2 separate regions of the Homo sapiens genome follow, and region 2 is linked to region 1. Evidence: chromatin contacts called from ENCODE Hi-C or POLR2A ChIA-PET data. All regions are on one chromosome and are shown on one strand. Each heading gives the region's core, a stretch centred on a gene start or an enhancer-like site at or near the end of the contact. The rest is flanking DNA. Distances are from core to core; before and after follow the strand shown. Region 1 overlaps EPCAM-DT (EPCAM divergent transcript). Region 2 holds the start of BCYRN1 (brain cytoplasmic RNA 1).

Region 1 (3,202 bases), core at 430-2,929:
GGTGAGGGTGATGCTGACTTGAGAGAAACCAGCTCAGCATGTTTTAGATACAGAATCTTTGTCCTGAAAGAGAGGATTGCCTCCTTAAAAGCTCTTAAGAATCCAAGGACAAAGAGACAGAAAGAGGGAGATGTAGATATAGAGAGAAAGAATGGATTCGAGATCTTTAAAAACAACAATAGCAACAACAATCAGAGAGACTAGCCAGAAGGTCCGCTAATGTGAGCTGCATCTGGGAAGGAGCAGTCAAAGGGATGTAGAGCAGCAATCTTGAAACTGCACAGCACTTACGTAAGATTGAGAAAACATCAATTGTCCAGATCAAAGAATGGAAGGAGTGCTTTCTGGAGTTTATGAGAAGGTTAAAGCCTTCCCCAGCCTCCTGCCCATTGGTGCCACCTCTGCCCCCGCAGCTCCACAGTCCGTGGTCTGCAGAGGCCCAAGGACACACATACTGCCCTGCTGGAGTGTTAGCTGGTGTTAGGACTGCAGCAGCCGCTCCTTAATGGAGCTCCCCAGGAGCCCAACCCGATCGCCTGCCTGCGTTATTAATGCATTATGTCATCTTTCCTTGCACTTGTTCTCAGCTGCTGAAATTTTATAGAGCTGTATTATTAATTGAAGCAATTAGTGCAGGGGATATCGGCACAGCCACATCAGAGGACTGGAGATGTGCAAGGCAAGAATCGCTCTCTCTTTGTGTCCCTTTCTCCCTCACTCCTGTCCTCTTCCCTGTGCCTCCCCACCCCGACGTCTCTTATTTCTACTCCACCCCCACTTTCCTGTCTCTTTTTCTTCCAGTTCTCTTTCAATATCACTCTCTAGAGATGTGAGTACCCACTACCCTTCTCAGTGAAAGCATTCACATATAGTCTCCCACCATTCCCCTAGCATGGACAGACAGACAGAATGACAGCGTCGCTGTGGCTGACTGATGCTTGGAGTCACTGGCCTAGTTAAATTCAGATGAGAGACCATCCCTCACAATCCTGACATTGGCTCAGAGCCCCTGGTGATTGTGCATGGTGGTAGGTAGAAAAAAATGGGGCTCACTGTGTGTCAGACGTATTCATTCATTCATTCACTCATTCATTGGTTCATTCATTCATTCGTTTACCTTCAGCGTGTACTCAGCCGTATGCTAGGTGCTGTGGGAAATAAACAAGGAGATAAATAGAGTTTTGGCTCTCTGGGACTGGTATAATAGCCAGAGAGACCAGACTGGCCCTTGAAACCATTAGGGCAAAATAGGGTGCAGCAAAGGGCCCCAGAGGAGTGATTTCCCCAAGGAGTGTCCAGATGCTTCCTGGTGTTGAGAAGAAAGACCTAGGATAGGTGGGTATGGTGGTTCACATCTGTAATCCCAACACTTTGGGAGGCTGAGGCAGAAGGATTGCTTGAGGCCAAGTGTTCGAGACCAGGCTGGAAAACATAGTGAGACCCTGTCTCTTCAAAAAGAAAGTAAGGCCTAGAGATGTGAAGTGGCCCTCAGAGGTGAGGTACTAGCAGGCTGCAGGAGGATGGGAACGGGGCAGCTCCAGCCGGGAGAAAGGAAGTTGCAGGCTGAGCAGGTATAGGATGGAGAGCCAGGAGGGACCGATGGCTCTTCACCCCAGGACATCAAGCCTCTCAGCCCAGCCCAGCTGGGGTTGAGACCTAGAAGTGACTGGAAAACCTGGCTGGGAGCCAGGACACCTGGACACCAGGGCTCAGCCTCAGATTCCTTTGTCAGGAATCAGACATGACACCTGAGAGGCCACAGGCTCAAGTTCCCTGCAAAATAAACAGATACCAGGATGGAAACATCCAGAGTGAACAGTCACCCGCTGCCCCTCCCCACACTCACTGCCCCCCGACCCGTCATCAGGAACAGGTGCCCTTCATACTACAGAAAGAGACATCCTTAGAAGTCTGGAAGCCAGTGGTCTGCTTGGGTACGTTAGGTCTTAGTGGGAGTATGTGCTTGATTTTTTAGCTTTTTCTTTTTTGTTGTTTTTGTTTTGAGATAGGATCTCGGTCTGTCACCCAGGCTGGAGTGCAGTGGTGCGATCATGACTCACTGCAGCCTCAAACTCCCAGGCTCAAGCAATCCTCCCACCTCAGCCCCCCGAGTAGCTGGGACAACAGGCAGACACCACCACACCCGGCTAACTTTTTAATTTTTTGTGGAAATGGGGGTCTCACTATGTTGCCCAGGCTGATCCCAAATTCCTGGGCTCAAGCAATCCTCCCTCCTCAGCCTCCCAAAGTGGTGGGAGTACAGGTGTGAGCCACTGTATCCATCTTTATATTTTTCTTTTACTGGTGGTGGTATTAGGATGGGGGAGGTTGTTGGTGGCTACCCTTGTGGTCTGACCTCACTTCCCTGAGCGCTGTTGACTCCTTTCCTTGGCCTGGTGGTGCCCACTCATGCGGACCATCCTTATGCCACACTCCTATTGAAACTGACTCCAAGGAAAGGGGCTCCAAGGAAATTATGAAAAAGTTCAAGCATATGCAGAGAGACTAAAATGATGAACCCTCATGTTACTATAGCCGAGTTTCAAAAATTCTCATCTAATTGCTGGATGGAGTGGTGTGCACCTCTACTCTCAGCTACTTGGGATGCTGAGGCAGGAGGATTGCTTGAGCTCAGGAGTTCAAGTCCAGCCTGGGTAACATATCAAGACCTCATCTTTTTTTAAAAAAAAACTATGAACTCATAATCAATCATTTATCCATCTTCCCTCAACTTTTTGGGAGTGAAACAGGAGTGTGCTTTTTTTTAATTAAAAAAAAATTTTTTAATAGATGCAGAGTCCTGCCATCTTACCCAGGCTGGTCTTGAACTCCTGGGCTCAAGTGATACTCCCACTTCAGCCTCCCAAAATGTTGGAATTATAGACATGAGCCGCTGTGCCTGGTAGCAGCATGCTTTTTAAAGGTAACATGCGGCCGGGCACAGTGGCTCACGCCTGTAATCCCAGCACTTTGGGAAGCTGAGGCGGGCGGATCACCAGAGATCAGGAGTTCCAGACCAGCCTGGCCAACATGATGAAACCCCGTCTCTATTAAAAATACAAAAATTAGCCAGGTGTGGTCGTGGGCACTGGTAATCCCAGCTACTCGGGAGGCTGAGACAGGAGAATCGCTTGAACCTGGGAGGTAGAAGTTGCAGCGAGCCAAGGTTGCGCCACTGTACTCCAGCCTGGGCAACAAAGAG
Region 2 (3,202 bases), core at 220-2,719, 85 kb after region 1:
TCTCTGCTAAAAATACAAAAATCAGCTGGGCGTGGTGGCGCGTGCCTGTAGTCCCAGCTACTCGGGAGGCTGAGGCAGGAGAATCGCTTGAACCAGGGAGTCGGAGGTTGCAGTGAACCGAGATCACACCACTGCACTCCAGCCTGGCGACAGAGAGACTCTGTCTCAAATAAATAAATAAAACATCTTAAAGAAATAGAAAATACTAGTAGAGTATTCACTCTGATTTCAGAATCAATTTGTGGAAATTCAGTTTCACAAGAATGAAAAAAGCCCCCTAAGCAAGGTAGCTTTTTTTTTTTTTTTTAAAGATGGGGTCTCACTATGTTTTCCAGACTGATCTCAAACTCCTGGGCTCAAGCAATCCTCCTCCCTCAGCCTCCTGAGTGGCTGGGACTACAGGTACACATCACCACCACCCTGCTAGGATATGGTAGCTTTTTAACCAAAACACACCACCATGCAATGGAGAGCATGTAACTTGTTATTTGGTCATACAAATACATCAGAATAAATTCCACCTCTCTTGTGGAGCCCTTTTTCCTACATCTGCACAGAAACTGGCACTAGCAGGACTGCAACCGAGGCAGACTCGAGAATTAGCAGACTCTGGCTCAGGCAGGACAATAGAGCAGCGGGAAATTTCTTTCAAGGGCTTTTGTTGCTGTTGTTGAGATGGAATCTTGCTGTGTCACCCAGGCTGGAGTGCAGTGGTGCTGTCTCGGCTCACTGCAATCTCCGCCTCCCAGGTTTAAACGATTCTCCTGCCTCAGCCTCTCAAGTAGCTGCGATTACAGGCATGTGCCACCATGCCCAGCTAATTTTTGCATTTTTGGTAGAGATGGGGTTTCACTATGTTGCTCAGGGAGGTCTCGAAACTCCTGACCTCAGGTGATCCGCCCACCTCGGCCTCCCAAAGTGTTGAGATTACAGGCATGAGCCACTGCGCCCGGCTTGAGACCTTGAGGGGCTTTTTAACCAAGAGATGGTGTAGGGACAGAAGCCAGCAAGAAGAACATGGTGGACTCTCTGTGAGGCCCCAAACCCCAAATCATGAGCCTCCGCCCCCTGAAAGTATTCCAGGATCTCTGAGGGAGGTTTTGGGAGGGGGCCAAGGTCCTGCAATTGGGTGGGTGGGGCTCCAAGCCATTGTTCTTTGCACATTCATGCCAATGTGACCTAATTGGCTAAGCACAGGCTGGAGAAGCTAGATAAACCTATTTAAATTCAGAGCCAAAAGACACTCAAGGATGTTTTCTGAGGGGGTGTGAGGGTTGGAAAATCATCCTATATTTGATTTATCTCCCACCTCATGTCCTGAGTCAATTCCTTAGTCTTAGATGAGGGAGACGACTTGGGAGTCATCCTTGTTTTTGATGAGCTATATAACCCTATGGCCAGCAGAGGGAAGTACTGCATTTCAGAGCGACAATTTGAGATCTATGAAAGAATTTCAATCGAGAATAAGAGGCCGGGCGCGGTGGCTCACGCCTGTAATCCCAGCTCTCAGGGAGGCTAAGAGGCGGGAGGATAGCTTGAGCCCAGGAGTTCGAGACCTGCCTGGGCAATATAGCGAGACCCCGTTCTCCAGAAAAAGGAAAAAAAAAAACAAAAGACAAAAAAAAAATAAGCGTAACTTCCCTCAAAGCAACAACCCCCCCCCCCCTTTTCATATTCTTGCCTGGAAGAAAGGCCTTGCTTTCCTCAGCTTCTTAAAGCTGGGAGAAGTTAAAGCCATTCTGAAATGCTGCTGCTACTGCTATATGTGGGGGAGAAAGCAAATTTTCTTTTTACTTTTTTAATCAGTATTTATTTTAAGTTCGAGGGTACATGTGCAGGATGTGCAGGTTTGTTACATAGGTAAACGTGTGCCATGGTGGTTTGCTGCACAGGTCAACCCATCACCTAGGTATTAAACCCAGCATCCATTAGCTATTCTTCCTGATGCTGTCCCTCCTCCCACCCCACCAACAGGACCCCAAATTTTCTTTCTTTTTTTTTTTTTTTTTTTTTTGAGATGGAGTCTAGCTCTGTCACCCAGTCTGGAATGTAATAGCTCAATCTCGGCTCACTGTAACCTCCATCTCCCAGGTTCAAGTGATTCTCCTGCCTCAGCCTTCCAAGTAACTGGGATTACAGGCATGCACTACCATGCCTGGCTAATTTTTGTATTTTTAGTAGAGACGGGGTTTCACCATGTTGGCCAGGCTGGTCTCAAACTCCTGACCTCAAATGATCCGCCTGCCTCAGCCTCCCAAAGTACTGGGATTACAGCTGTGAGCCACCGTGCCCAGCCTCCAAATTTTCTTATTTCCATGGCCTTGAGCAAAATTATACCATCCTAGACAAACACACACACACACACACACACACACCATTCTCCCCCTCTTGCTGTCTTTCTCAGATATGAGTCTCTCCTCCAATGGCCATTTTAAGCTTGCTCTTTTGCTCTGTAATACAAGGCCTGTTCCCTGTTAAAAGGAATGTCAGGCATCTGTGAGCAGGTAGGGAAAACATTGCAGGAGGCAAGTAAACTTCTCAGCATACCTGCCATCATTCATACCTTGAAGGCAGGTCAAGCCTGTAGCGTCTGAGTCTTCCATCCCTGAAGCACCAGCAGCTCTGACTAGAGGTCCTGTCTCCCAGCTGTGGCCCCAGCTCTCCCTGATGGTGACAGTTGCGACTTCCAAACTTGCTCCTCCCCATATCTGTAACTGAGCCCAGCGTACATTTGCCTCATGGGTGCCATTGGACTTCCTTTGTGAGCCATGTTTTCTTTCACCTTGTCCCAATCCACAGTTAACCAAATCTTGGCCCAAATTATGTGCTGGCTGGTGTTGGGCAGCTGTGAGACCCCTCCTTGCCCCATCTCTGTCTTCTAGGCTCTTCTGAGAACCAGTGTCCTTTGAGATCTCAGATGGGATTTAGAGGAGGGTTTCCACCCAGACCACTTTCCACAAATTTCACTTCTGCATTTCATCTGGTAGGGTGTGGTTTTCAACTAGAAGCCCAAATGAGGAAGAAAAAAATTCATTCACCATTCAGGACAGGGTGTTCACATTTGAACCAGGCAGAAATAGCTGAAAGAAACTGAATTCTAAAGGGACTCTCAGCTTTTGGGGGAGACATATTTGAGTGCAGGAGGCTAGACCACCCACTGGCTGGCTCTTTGCTCCTCACTGAGGCCAGCCTTGACTCTAAA

What was found. A loop is a pair of places that touch in the nucleus more often than their neighbours do. ChIA-PET counts read pairs that join two places held with the same protein, here RNA polymerase II (POLR2A). Pooled maps may share reads with other maps.
Region 2: POLR2A ChIA-PET joins it to region 1 with 10 read pairs in WTC11. The contact joins the promoter of BCYRN1 here to the enhancer-like site in region 1. A Hi-C loop is called at or near these places in 1 of 50 pooled maps. POLR2A ChIA-PET finds 5 or more read pairs at or near these places in 3 of 52 experiments (A549, GM10248 and WTC11).

The regions. Positions count from the first base shown.
Region 1 is chr2:47,249,097-47,252,298 of GRCh38, forward strand. All of the region lies in intron 3 of EPCAM-DT (EPCAM divergent transcript), which reads right to left. Among named protein-coding and RNA genes, the nearest start is that of CALM2, 74 kb to the left of the region's middle. RefSeq lists an enhancer at 1-479. Within about 2 kb of position 1,680, at least 2 of the 41 ENCODE cell types and tissues checked have a DNase peak (open chromatin) inside an H3K27ac peak, as active enhancers do.
Region 2 is chr2:47,333,846-47,337,047 of GRCh38, forward strand. BCYRN1 (brain cytoplasmic RNA 1) reads left to right here and starts at 1,470. Exons shown (of 1, transcript NR_001568.1): 1 at 1,470-1,669. All of the region lies in intron 1 of EPCAM-DT (EPCAM divergent transcript), which reads right to left. RefSeq lists a silencer at 901-950 and enhancers at 2,828-2,917, 3,105-3,202.